Linked DNA regions of Homo sapiens: regions 1 and 3 are each linked to region 2. A link is a contact called in ENCODE Hi-C or POLR2A ChIA-PET data. All regions are on one chromosome and are shown on one strand. Each heading gives the region's core, a stretch centred on a gene start or an enhancer-like site at or near the end of the contact. The rest is flanking DNA. Distances are from core to core; before and after follow the strand shown. Region 1 overlaps ADAMTS9 (ADAM metallopeptidase with thrombospondin type 1 motif 9). Region 2 overlaps ADAMTS9 (ADAM metallopeptidase with thrombospondin type 1 motif 9). Region 3 holds the start of ADAMTS9-AS2 (ADAMTS9 antisense RNA 2).

Region 1 (3,832 bases), core at 941-3,440, 79 kb after region 2:
CAGAATGGAGGGAGAAAAGAGGGACATTCTTGGCACTAGGATGGCCTGGGCACTTTGAGTTATGTGGACCCACTCCTGGGGGCAGGAATGATAGTAAGATAAGAAAATTTTGGGGGGAGGGGGTGGCAGGTGCGGTGGGTCATGCCTGTAATCCCAGCACTTTGGGAGGCTGAGGGAGGTGGATCACTTGAGGTCAAGACCAGCCTGGCCAACATGGTGAAACTCCATCTCTACCAAAATAAAAATTAGCTGGGCGTGGTGGTGCACACCTGTAGTCCCAGCTACTCAGAAGGCTGAGGTAGGAGAATCATTTGAACCCGGGAGGCAGAGGTTGCAGTGAGCCAAAATTATGCGACTGCACTCCAGCCTAGGTGACAGAGTGAGACCTTGTCTCAAAAAAAAAAAAAAAAAAAGAAAAGAAAAGAAAAGAAAATGGCCAATGGAATAATGCAACATACAGAATCCGGTGTCTGAGGGGGCTTCAGTGCAGCTACAATCAAAAACACCTGAGCATGGCAGCCATGCCACATAAGAACCATGAACCTCTGTAGCATATTGTCATAAAAATGTCATATGTATATATATGTGAGATGGAATCTCACTCTGTTGCCCAGGCTGGAGTGCAGTGGCACAATCTGGGCTCACTGCAACCTACACTTCCTGCCTTCAAGCTATTCTCCTGCCTCAGTCTCCCGAGCATCTGGGATTACAGGCACACACCACCATGCCCAGCTAATTTTTGTATTCTTAGAAGAGATGGGGTTTCACCACGTTGGGCCAGGCTGGTCTTGAACTCTCAGCCTCAGGTGATCCACCTGCCTCAGCCTCCCAAAGTACTAGGATTACAGGTGTGAGCCACCACACTCAGCCCAAAAATATTTTTTAAATATTACCTACTGTCTGCCAGGTAATGCGTGACGTGCATTGTGCCTTCTGTCTAATCACCTCCTATTCACAGGTTAAGTCTTACTAATCCATTTTACAGATGATCTCCTTGCCTGAGGTCATGCTGAAAGTAAAGAAGGGAGCAAGATTCTAGGGTAAATCTACCCTTTGTACCAGGTTTTCAATCAGCCTCAGCACTTTTCGGGCTGGAGAATTCTCTATTGTGGGCTGTCCTGTGCATCGCAGCAGCATCCTTGGTCTCTACCCGCCAGATGCCAACAGCAGCACCATTCCCTGCCCCCCCACAGTTGTGACAAACAAAAATGTTTCCAGACATTGCCAGATTTCCCCTGGGGTCAAAATCGTGCCCTGTTGAGAACCACTGATTTAGTCCAAACTAAGTCCTCTGGTCACCTCTATCTTGTGGAATCTAGCACTCCAGAAGTGTTTATAAACTTTTGTTAGTCAATATTTATGGAACTGGCATTGAGAGACCTCTAAGCTACACTTAGTCCTGGAAATCTTAATTGAGGAGCTGGGATATAATATTTAAGTGGCTAGTCGTATGTTACAAACCATAGCTGATTCAATAAACAAAGCAATAGTAAGGCCCTGCTCTCAATAAGCTTACTGTTACATTGAAGAGATCACACGAACACTTACAAAACAATTAGAAAATGTAAGACAGATACCATCTTTTTGCATATCTACTAAGCGCCAGCCATAGCTGATTTCTTTTAGTCCTCTGTACGGTGCTCAGAGGGAAGAGAGTTTTAGTGCTTTCCATTTTACAGATGAATAAACTGAGGTTCCAAGAGGTGAGAAAAGATCTGGCCAGGATCCAATCACAGGTGAAAGAATTTTTCTTACACGCGGGTCTGATCAGCTGTGAGCTCCTCCTTGCCTCTCTTCTTGTTTATAAAAGACTGTTTTGACAAAGTGCTGGTTTGTCAGTTTCAGAGAGAAAGCAATCAGGAGTGTTCATGTGGAATATTTTTAGCTCTGAAACTGCTCATTGTGGAGTAGGAAGCCTCAAGAAGAAAGTATTTCAGATGCCTTTGCGAGTCATTTTTGAAAGAGAGAGTGAGAGAGACAATTGGAGAAAGCAGCGAGAGGGTCTTTCTGCTGCACCGTCTCTTTAGAAATCAATATTGAGGCACCAGAGGCCATGTTCTGAAAGGCACCCTCGGAGGGGAGGGGTTTGGGAGATCTCCCTTACCGGAGCCTGAAAGCCGCATCCTCCAGGCCCAGGTGGTCTTGAGCAGGCCAACCCTGCCCTCTGCTGACCGTCCTGGGGAAAGCGCCTCTTCTTTGAAGTCCCGCCCTGCTGTGCTTAGTACGCGGTGTGCTAATCGCCCCAGGGAGCTGGAAGCCCAGGAAGCTTGGCACCAAGATCTTGTTAGAAAAATTACACTGTGACATTTTGTTCCTGAAGGAATCTGATAATTGTGAGCAACATCAGGACTGCTGTGTTAGGGAGGCCGAATGGAGCAAGGACTTTGAAGTCAGGAGGATGTGAGTTGGACTCCTACCGTATCCTGGAGAAGTTAATCACTTCCGCTAAGCCTCAGTTTCCCTATCTGTAAAGAAAACCTCCTTCGTAGAGCTCTTTCGAGGATGACTAACATGATGCATGAAGAATGGCTGGCCCTGAACAAACAAAACTAAATACTATCAATAATTAGTAGCTATCACAATTAATCAACATCCTTCTCTTTTCCAAAGTACCTTTTATTGTATCACCTTTGCCTTTGCTTTTTTGAGGACATCACATGGACTGAAAATCTCTTTTGTTGGTCGTGTTTTCCAGGGTCGTTTTAGCATCAACCTTTATGGAACCGGCTTGTCTTTAACTGAATCTGCCAGATGGATATCACAAGGGAATTATGCTGTCTCTGACATCAAGAAGTCGCCGGTAAGGTTCTACAGATGGGTTGGGAGATGAATTTTTATTTCTTTCTTTCGTTCTTGTCTTTATTACTGTGGTAGTGGTGCTGAAGGAGCAAACGAATGTGCTTTCCCACTTAAGCCATTTTGTAGTGTCAGGAAGACCATTTAGGAAATAAACCTAGGGTGCAGTGTTTACACGTGATTAAAGTGTGAGAGCCTTGTTCACTTCTGGTGAATTCTTCCTCGAGAGGTGAACATATGAACCATCCAAGTAATTAGAAAAACCACCTAACCAGGGAGGTAAAAGCAGGAAGAAGCCTCTGTCGAGAGTGTGGCTCAGATATCTTTCAGTTAGCCAGCTTGCGGTTCGTTCTATGAACCGAGGGGAAATGACCTCTTCTTTTTATTTAGAAAAATTGAAATACAGATGGAGCTAGAAGACAGATAACTTATTAAGCGATATATCTGGAGAATTAGAGATACACAGGGTCTACAATAATAAGTTTTTCACCCTCTAAAATCTGGGTGGTTAAGGTGTGGTCTACGCAGTGCATCAGTGTCACCTGGGGGCCCGTTGGAAATGCAGGTTCTGGGTCCCAGACCCTAGTGAGTCAGAGTCTACAGCTGAACAGTGTCTCAGGTGGTGATGGGCACAGTACAGCTTGAGAAACACTGTGCTGTGCAGATGGTCCCTGACTTACGACGGTTCCACTTGATTTTTCAACTTCACCATGGTTCAAAAGCAGAACACGCTCGGTAGAAACCCTACTTCAGGTACCGATACAGCCGTTCTGTTTTTCACTAAGTACAGTATTCAATCAATTACACAAAATATTCAACACTTTATTATAAAATAGGCTTTGTGTTAGATGATTTTGCCCTGCTATAGGCTAATGCAAGTGTTCTGAATACATTTAAGGTAGGCTAGCCTAGGCTGTGATGTTCAGAAAGTTAGATATATTAAATGCATTCTTGACTTAATGATATTTCCAACTTGCGATGTGTTTATTGAGACATAACCCCATTGTAAACTGAGGAGCGTGTCGACTGTGTACTG
Region 2 (4,051 bases), core at 957-3,456:
ATGTACTGGATGACAGCAAATGCACACATCAAGAGAAAGTTACCATTCAGAGGTGCAGTGAGTTCCCTTGTCCACAGTGGAAATCTGGAGACTGGTCAGAGGTAAGATGGGAGGGCTGTTATTTCCCCTAGGTCATCTCTTACATTCTAGTTCTGGTGCTCTCTATCTGTTTAAGACAAACCCTTGTGCACCTTTCTCCCACCTCTCCCTTTCTCCCTTGTCTCCCTTGAGAAAACAACTCCAGTTCTCTGCCTGCACCATGACTGTCGTACTGGATGTAACTAGTCTACCAGTGACCTCAGGGCACTTTGGGCTTGGCTAGATCACTCACTGTTGTAGCTTCTGTTGTGATTTTGAAGTTGCAGTCCATCACCTTCCCTCCTCTTTGAGCCCTAGCTAAGTCACTGAAAGGAAATCATGGATTTATTAATCATAAAGCTATACTAGCTCACATCTGAAGTCAACATGAAGTTTCCTACTTCCTTGTCTTTGAAATAAGAGAATTAGACCCCAGGGAGTGACCTCTCTGACTTACCCATCCAACTGCAAGAAAAAAAAATAAAACTCGGAAAAAAAAAAAAAGAAAAGAAATGGACCAGACTGAGTATTCCAGATTTATGCCTTTCTCATCCTTTACTTTATGAAGCACAAGGCAAACCCTCCATTGCTTAGCACAGATGGTCCCAGGACAACAAGAGAAAGAAGATGCAGCCTCTTTCTTGCTTTTATGATATAGTATTAGCACTCACTATTAACACAGCCCAGTGTTAACACAGCCCAAGGAGATTCTTACCAAGCAGGGACTCACTCCACGTTCCTTAAGGGGAAGAAGGGAAATAAGAAATACGAAACAGAAGTTTCCTTTTTAATGGGCCAAATCAGGAATATGGGGAAAGAAAAAGTCTCCCTGCTACAGCTCCTACATCCATGCTCTTATCCCATCCTTATAAGTGCAGTATTAACTGCTTATTTTCACCATCAAATAAATCTGAAAAGGATACTCTTAATGCCCCTGAAATGGCAGTCAATTAACAGTGTATTTGATTAACAGTGTCTGATTCCTGGACAAATGAACTGCAAACCTAGTGCTTTAGTTCTAGGTTAACAAATTGCCTTTGCTTAAAAATCTCTAGTATTTGGTTAAAAAAAGATAAGTAGTAGGTTTAAATTTTACTTAGATAGCTAATACTAAAGTATAATTTCAAACTAAGTAACAAACCTTTGCAATAATATGCGATAAAATGGGGGTTGGGAGATCAAACTGTAAATTCACTATAATCCAAAGTTGCTTAAAAAGACTGGAAAGAAAATAATAAAATATTGATAATGGTTATCCTTGGGTAGCGAGATTTTGGGTCATTATAATTTTTTCATTTATGTTTTTCTACAGTTTTCAAATTTTCTACAGTAAGTATGGATAAAATGATGATTACATTTGGCATTTATTAAATGAACATTGTGCCAAGAGCTTTACTTGTATTTGTTTCATTTAGTTTTCACAACCCTTTGCAGTAGACACTAATTCTCATTTTACAGATGAGAAAATTGAGGTTCAGAGAGATCTTGTGACTGGTTATATAAGTGTTAAAACTTAGGTTGATGTGATTTATAATTCCCCATGCTTAACTCCTATGCTATAAAATTATGAATGTTGTTTTTCAAATTTTATAGCATGGAGCTGTGTTTAGTTTATTTTGTGCTCAAAACTGGCCCAGAGACTATAAATATAGAATGAATGAATAAATGAACGAACAAAAGGAAAAAAATGAGGCTTAGTATATTTACAAATTGCTATGGGAGAGTGATTGCTGTGGGAAAAGGACACACCTGTTCCTACTCATCAATAAATAACCCCAGAAACCACAACACATTGATCAGAAATGACCCTGACTAGCTCCGCTTTTCATTACAGTGCTTGGTCACCTGTGGAAAAGGGCATAAGCACCGCCAGGTCTGGTGTCAGTTTGGTGAAGATCGATTAAATGATAGAATGTGTGACCCTGAGACCAAGCCAACATCTATGCAGACTTGTCAGCAGCCGGAATGTGCATCCTGGCAGGCGGGTCCCTGGGGACAGGTATTTTGAACGATAAGATTCTTAACTGCTACATTCTTTCCTTCTTATCTGGAGAGGACTTGCAAAGGAGCATTCCAGTGGTGGAGATTTAACCGCTGTGCCGGGTGGCATGCAGGACACCTCCATGGCACTGGATCAAGCACATGTAACTCTGCAACCATTTTGCCCCCCTTCCAAGGATTGCTGCCTGCCCTCCTGGAGCTGATTACCCTTTTACAGACCCACGTGCCTATCTTTGCCCTTTAGCTTGAGCAGACGAGTGTTTGAACAAATTCACAACAGATTTCATGTCTGGCTGATGTTATCTTCTAGCGTGCCTCTGTGGGTCTGTTACAGAAGGTGATCCAGCACCAGAGTCTCTGGCAGGAAGGTCTGGAATGAGATTTGGAAAAGATATTTTGGCTCCCAATGTCACAATTACAAAGCTCACCTCTCATAAATAAGCCAGACTCTTCAAACATAATTAATTAGATCAAAGGTTGCAAAACCCTCATGCTTGGAAATAATCTTTTCCAAGTCCTCTAGTCTGTAGGTTCCACAGTCTTAACTTGAGCTATTCTTAAAGGAGAGAGTGAAAGTCTCCCTTGGGCTTGCATCTGAGAAGCCACTACTCTCGGAATTAAGTCCTTCCTAATATAGAAGCAGAAGCGTTCAGGGTACTATTTAAGTAGCACTCTGAGTTCCCATTAGAAGTAGAACAGCTGTCTGCTGTCACTTGCGTAATCTCTTGAAGAATGACCCTCCCTTCACCCTGACCAGCCACAGCCACTCAGTCTTTTAGCCTCTATCTTCATTTCCAAATATGCATGCAACAAGTGGAAGCAGTTTTATTATGGCACCCTTACAATTTCTATCACTGATATGGGCACTTTTCTGAATCTTCCCCATTTCATAGCATCCACAGTCCAAATTGCCAATCATGTCTGAATTAATAGGGAGAGTTCACTTATACTTCTAATCTCATCTTCTTTTTGTCTGTATCTGCATAACTTTTAGGGAATAATAAGAGGAGGAGAACACAGCTTAGGGTCACTGTCAAGATCTGAATATAACATCTGTTAGAATTGACAGGCCTGTTTGTCATCTGTCTCTACACCAGGCCATTCCTAGCACATCTTATAATTAGAGATCTTTTTTTTTCCTTGAACTGAACATGCAGTTCAGGGGAACAGTTTTTTGGAGGTGTTATTTAAGGGTCGTAAATATTCATAAGAGAAATTTTGCAAAATGTAATTCAGCAAAAAGAAGAAAACCAAACCCAGTCCTACCTCTACACTGAAGAAATTAGTTGTTGCTAACATGTTTATGATTTGCTTCTAATATTTTTTAAATTAATATTGTGACTGTACTCTGCCAATTGTTTGTTTTAATGGAAATGAAACTCACATAATACAAAATGAACCATTTTAAAGCGAACAAATCAGTGGCATTTAGCATATTCTTAATGTTTTGCAACTACCACCTTTACCTAGTTACGAAACTTCATCACCCCAAAAGGAAACCTTGTATACATTAAGCCAGGGGTCCCCAACTCTTGGGTCATGGGCCATGGGCCATGGCCTGTAAAGAACCAGGCTGCACAGCAACAGTTGAGTGGTGGATAAGCATTACCGCCTGAGCTCCACCTCCTGTCAGATCAGCAGCAGCATTGGATTCTCAGGAGTGCAAACCGTATTGTGAACTGTGAGATCTAGGTTGTGAACTCCTTATGAGAATCTAATGTCTAATGATCTGAGGTGGAACAGTTTCATCCCAAAACCACCCCCACCCACCCCATCTGTGGAAGATGTCTTCCATGAAACTGGTCCTGGGTGCCCAAAAGTCTGGGGACCACTGAACTAAGCATTTGTTCCCCACCCCACTCTTCCCTCAGTCCCTGGCAACCACCAGTCTGCATTGTGTTTATGGATTTACGTATTCTGGACATTTCATAGAAATGGAATCATGCAATTTGTGGCCTTTTGTGCCTAACTT
Region 3 (3,869 bases), core at 133-2,632, 72 kb before region 2:
CTGGAGTTGCGGTTCCCTGCAGCAAACTTGGCCACCCGGGAGCGGAGCCGCTGAGCGCAGGGCGGACCAGACTCCTTATTGGTGCGCCTTGCATCGGGGATGTGGGGCTGAGGATCCCCTGCCCAAGGCACTGGGAGTTCCTTCAGTGTGTGTTGTGGAGGGCGGTGCGTAATCTAGAGTCCCCGCTTTCTCTCAGGGCCTTTATTCACGCGCCAGGAACCCTGAGGCTGAACTGGATTGACAGGGAGCAGGTCCCGTCCCAGGAACGGAAGGGTGGGCCGAGGGCTCTGGGGGCGGGGGAGAAGGCGGAGCCTACCCCGGACGCTTTGAATTGGGGTGGAACCGAGAGTGGGGGTGCAGCGCAGTCCAACTCTGCACCCTACTGGCGGGGTGGCCGGGAGAAACGGGATAGTGGGAGACAGCCTGGAGAGGCTGTCCGGACGTGATTTCGGTTCCTCTGGGGTTTCTACTACTCACGGGTTCCAGGGAGTGGAGAGAGGGAGCCTGCGGCGCACGTTTCCCTAGGGACTGAGGCAGGGCGGGGAGGCCGCCTTCTTGCGCTGCCAAATAGCATTTAGCAGGGAATCCACGTTGGTTCCCCGACTCTCTGTCGACCCCCGCATGTGCCCTCCAGTGGATCTTACAAGGCATCTGCCCCCCACTTCTCCACGACATTTGAGGAGTCGCTGCGGTACGGTTCTGGCCCGAGCAAGGGTGGTCCTTGACTTTCCCAAGCGACGTGCGTTTCTGCCACGCGCGTGTGACGCAGAAACTTTCCCGGGTCAGTCTCTCCCAGCGCACGGCGCTGTAAGCGCAATGGGGTCGTAGGCACTGTGCCCGGTGATGCCTTTATTCTTCCCGAAGCACCCACAGCCCCTCCCTCCCTTTTCTAAGCGGGGCCTTGGATACTCACCCCCAGACACTGGGCTGCTCCATCAGTGCGCTGTCGTTCGTGGGTCTTAAAGTTCCCAAGCACATCCTTCCTTCTCTGCCTTTCAATGGAAGGATCGGGTGGAGAGCGTGGCAAGCCTGAAGACTGGGAGGGGGTAGTTCTAGCCTGCTGGGATTCAAGGAAAGGGATAAACCCCTTTAGCCCCCAGCAAAGCGCCCGGAGCCGTGGCTCCCGAAATGCGCTGTCGAGATTGTTTGGGGGTGGGCGGAGACGGCAGCTTGGCGAAGTGGGAGGGGGTGCTGCAGTGAGTCATCGCTGCCCCAGGACCTAGGGCAAGAGCTCTGGAATCCTTCTGGTCCTTGAAAGGTTAAGGCTCGGGTAGGCAGAAGCCAGCCGTCTGAGCCCAGAGCCTGGAGTGCCCCTAGATTCCAAGATAGTAACCCCCAATTCCAGGACCGTAGGGATAGGACTGCGTGTGTACGTCAAGTTTGTAAACAGCCTTTACTCCTCCTCTCTCCCCGCCTCCACACCCGCTGAAGCCTAGTGGCCCCAGCAGTTGTATAAATATTTTACTGCGCAGGACCTTCATTTTCATTGGCAGTTTTAGGTGGTAGTGCGCACGTGGTTTCTTTGGGAACTGAGGACTAGGGCTTCAGAAACGACTACCTGGACTGTGATAACCTCATTTATATTGCGTTTAATTCGCAGTCTGCCTCTTTTGGGGAAAAGGGCCCTCATACATCTTAAAGATATGCGTTCTGGTTCTTCGTATCTTCAGCCATTAATCTAGCTCCAAAACCCCTGCCCCTTTGTCTTCCTTCTGGAAGTTATCTCCTCCCAAGACTTCCCCTTACCACTTCTGCAGCAGTGGCATCAAGATGTTGCTAGTTCTCCGCCTAGGAGTCTTCCAGGAAATCTTGAAGAGTCTACCAGAGTCTACCAGATTTTGGAGTGGGCTGTGCCATCCTGCCACCCCTAGTCAGTTGTCAGTTTTTCTGAATTTCATCTGAGATGGGTCGCCCGCCTCTCCTGAACATCTCTACCCTAAATCTATCCCGCTTCACTTTTCTCCCCCTCTCTCCTTAGGACTGATGTCTAAGAAATATTACACTGGGCTTCTTCTCCAGTCTTTCTCCTCGATCGCTAACTCCATTTGGCATTTAAGACTATTTACAGTGCACTCACTCACATCCACATGTCCAGTCTCAGCTCCCAATCTTTCCTCCACAAATCCTGCATTTCAGGCCATGGGTTTTACACTGCTTTCTCTGCACCCCACCCTCAATCCTAGTCTTCATTGCCTTTGTGCCTTGGAATTTACTTGGTCTTCTCACTCATCTTCACATGCTCAAATCCTACCCTTCTTTGGAGGTGTATATAATTTATATCTCTTCTTTCCCAGAAGACCTTTTCATAGTTCCCCATGTTGATGTCATCTCTCCCCCTCCCCCTTCATAGACACTTCTGAGAGTCTCTCTTATGATGCTTAGTACGTTCTCCCTTGTATCAAGGTTCTTGGTACACATGTTCTATCCTTTTCTCCTTGGCAACAGGGTCAGCATCAACTCATTTTTCTCCTATATTGGAGCTTTGTATGTTGTATATACTTAGCATATATGTTTGAATAAATAGTCACCTTAACCAAGAAAAGATAACTCTTAGGCCCACCTTTGTGAATCAACAGTACAATTAATTTTGGCATCACATTGATATGATTTATTGAGCTCTTACTATTAATGTCTGCCTGGCACTACTGTAAGTAGTTTACATATGTATTATCTCATCCAAATCCTCCAAGAACCCAATCCTCAGAACAACACATTTTACTGACAAAAAAAAATCTGAGACTTTGAGAGCTGGAGACTTGCTCAAGATCTCACAGCTCGTAAGTGGCAGCGCTGGGATTTCAACCGGGTCTTTCTGATCCATGTGCTTAACCATAGACCAGAGACTGATCCTGTTCTCCTGAAGAGAACCTCAGGGTTCTTTTATAAAAAGGCACGAGACTAAAGTCAGGTTAGACTCAATGCTGTGCAGCTGCTTCTGTACCATTGAAGGGGAATTTGGGCCCAATCACTTCCTCCTTCTGTGTCTTGGTTTCCCCATTTACCAATCAAAGGTGGCAAATCGTCACCAGCTGAGCTCCCTGGCTCTTTCCCAGGACTCATGTCTCTGATAGGCTTCACATGTTGTGATATGCTCTCTGATTTGTGCTCAGAGAACACCAGAGTTGTGTATTGAACACAGGCAGAGAATAAATTTATTAAATCACTGCTTCTCTGGCAACTAGCTACTCTGTCTCTTAGTCTGACCACACCTGAGCTGCCCTTTTCTTAAACCAGGGGCTCATGAATCATGTGGAGAGCTTTTAAAACAAAAAACAAAAACATTCTAGATCCATCCCTAGAAATTCTGAATCTGTGAGTAGGGGGTAATGCCCTAAATCTAATTTAAAAACAAAAACAAAAAACCTTCCCAGGCAATTTTGAAGCTAGCTGTTTTGGGGAGCCAACGTCTTAGCCTAGTGCTGCTCATACTTTATCATGCGTAAGAATACCCTGGGAGCTCATTAACATTTCAATTCTTGGGCCCTACCCCTAGAGATTTTGATTCAATAGATCAGATTTGGGGTGGAGCACAATTATTTGAATTTCTAATAAGCTCCTGGATGATGCTGATGCGGATGCAGCTGCTGATGTTCAGGGAGTCATTTCTCCTGTGTCAATGGAAGGATGCAAGGCATCAGATTTTTTTTCCAGCACGGGAAATGAGAAAGCGGAGGAGAAGAGTGGAGCTTGATTTCTCCTCTTAAACACCACTCAGCAACTTGGCATGGGGAATTTTTCAGTGTTCTTGTAATTTTTAGTTTGGGTGGTTCAATCTTGAGGTATCATTTATCATTTGTAAAAACTTGGGTATGTGGGGTGAAAAGGAGCAAAAATGACTTGCAAGGTGCTTAGAATGATTAGTAAGAGCA

The links. Hi-C counts contacts between places; a loop is a spot of excess contacts on that map. ChIA-PET counts read pairs that join two places held with the same protein, here RNA polymerase II (POLR2A). Pooled maps may share reads with other maps.
Region 1: a map of gastrocnemius medialis shows a loop between it and region 2 (2.3-fold over the local background). The contact joins two enhancer-like sites. A Hi-C loop is called at or near these places in 9 of 168 maps with a recorded cell type or tissue (Caco-2, Right ventricle myocardium inferior, endothelial cell of umbilical vein and 5 more) and 11 of 50 pooled maps. POLR2A ChIA-PET finds 5 or more read pairs at or near these places in 1 of 52 experiments (A673).
Region 3: a map of sigmoid colon shows a loop between it and region 2 (14-fold over the local background). The contact joins the promoter of ADAMTS9-AS2 here to the enhancer-like site in region 2. A Hi-C loop is called at or near these places in 17 of 168 maps with a recorded cell type or tissue (Caco-2, Right ventricle myocardium inferior, cardiac septum and 11 more) and 16 of 50 pooled maps. POLR2A ChIA-PET finds 5 or more read pairs at or near these places in 1 of 52 experiments (SK-N-SH).

Annotation. Positions count from the first base shown.
Region 1 is chr3:64,532,134-64,535,965 of GRCh38, reverse strand. It overlaps ADAMTS9 (ADAM metallopeptidase with thrombospondin type 1 motif 9), which reads left to right. Exons shown (of 40, transcript NM_182920.2): 38 at 2,696-2,800. Among named protein-coding and RNA genes, the nearest start is that of ADAMTS9-AS1, 27 kb to the left of the region's middle. Within about 2 kb of position 2,190, at least 6 of the 41 ENCODE cell types and tissues checked have a DNase peak (open chromatin) inside an H3K27ac peak, as active enhancers do; they include gastrocnemius medialis, where a contact is called at or near this core.
Region 2 is chr3:64,611,371-64,615,421 of GRCh38, reverse strand. It overlaps ADAMTS9 (ADAM metallopeptidase with thrombospondin type 1 motif 9), which reads left to right. Exons shown (of 40, transcript NM_182920.2): 21 at 1-101; 22 at 1,913-2,077. Among named protein-coding and RNA genes, the nearest start is that of ADAMTS9-AS1, 52 kb to the right of the region's middle. Within about 2 kb of position 2,206, at least 12 of the 41 ENCODE cell types and tissues checked have a DNase peak (open chromatin) inside an H3K27ac peak, as active enhancers do; they include gastrocnemius medialis, heart right ventricle, psoas muscle and 1 more, where a contact is called at or near this core.
Region 3 is chr3:64,682,383-64,686,251 of GRCh38, reverse strand. It overlaps ADAMTS9-AS2 (ADAMTS9 antisense RNA 2), which reads right to left and starts at 1,382. Exons shown (of 6, transcript NR_038264.1): 1 at 914-1,382. The region is part of intron 2 of ADAMTS9 (ADAM metallopeptidase with thrombospondin type 1 motif 9); the gene reads left to right. RefSeq lists an enhancer at 684-1,185.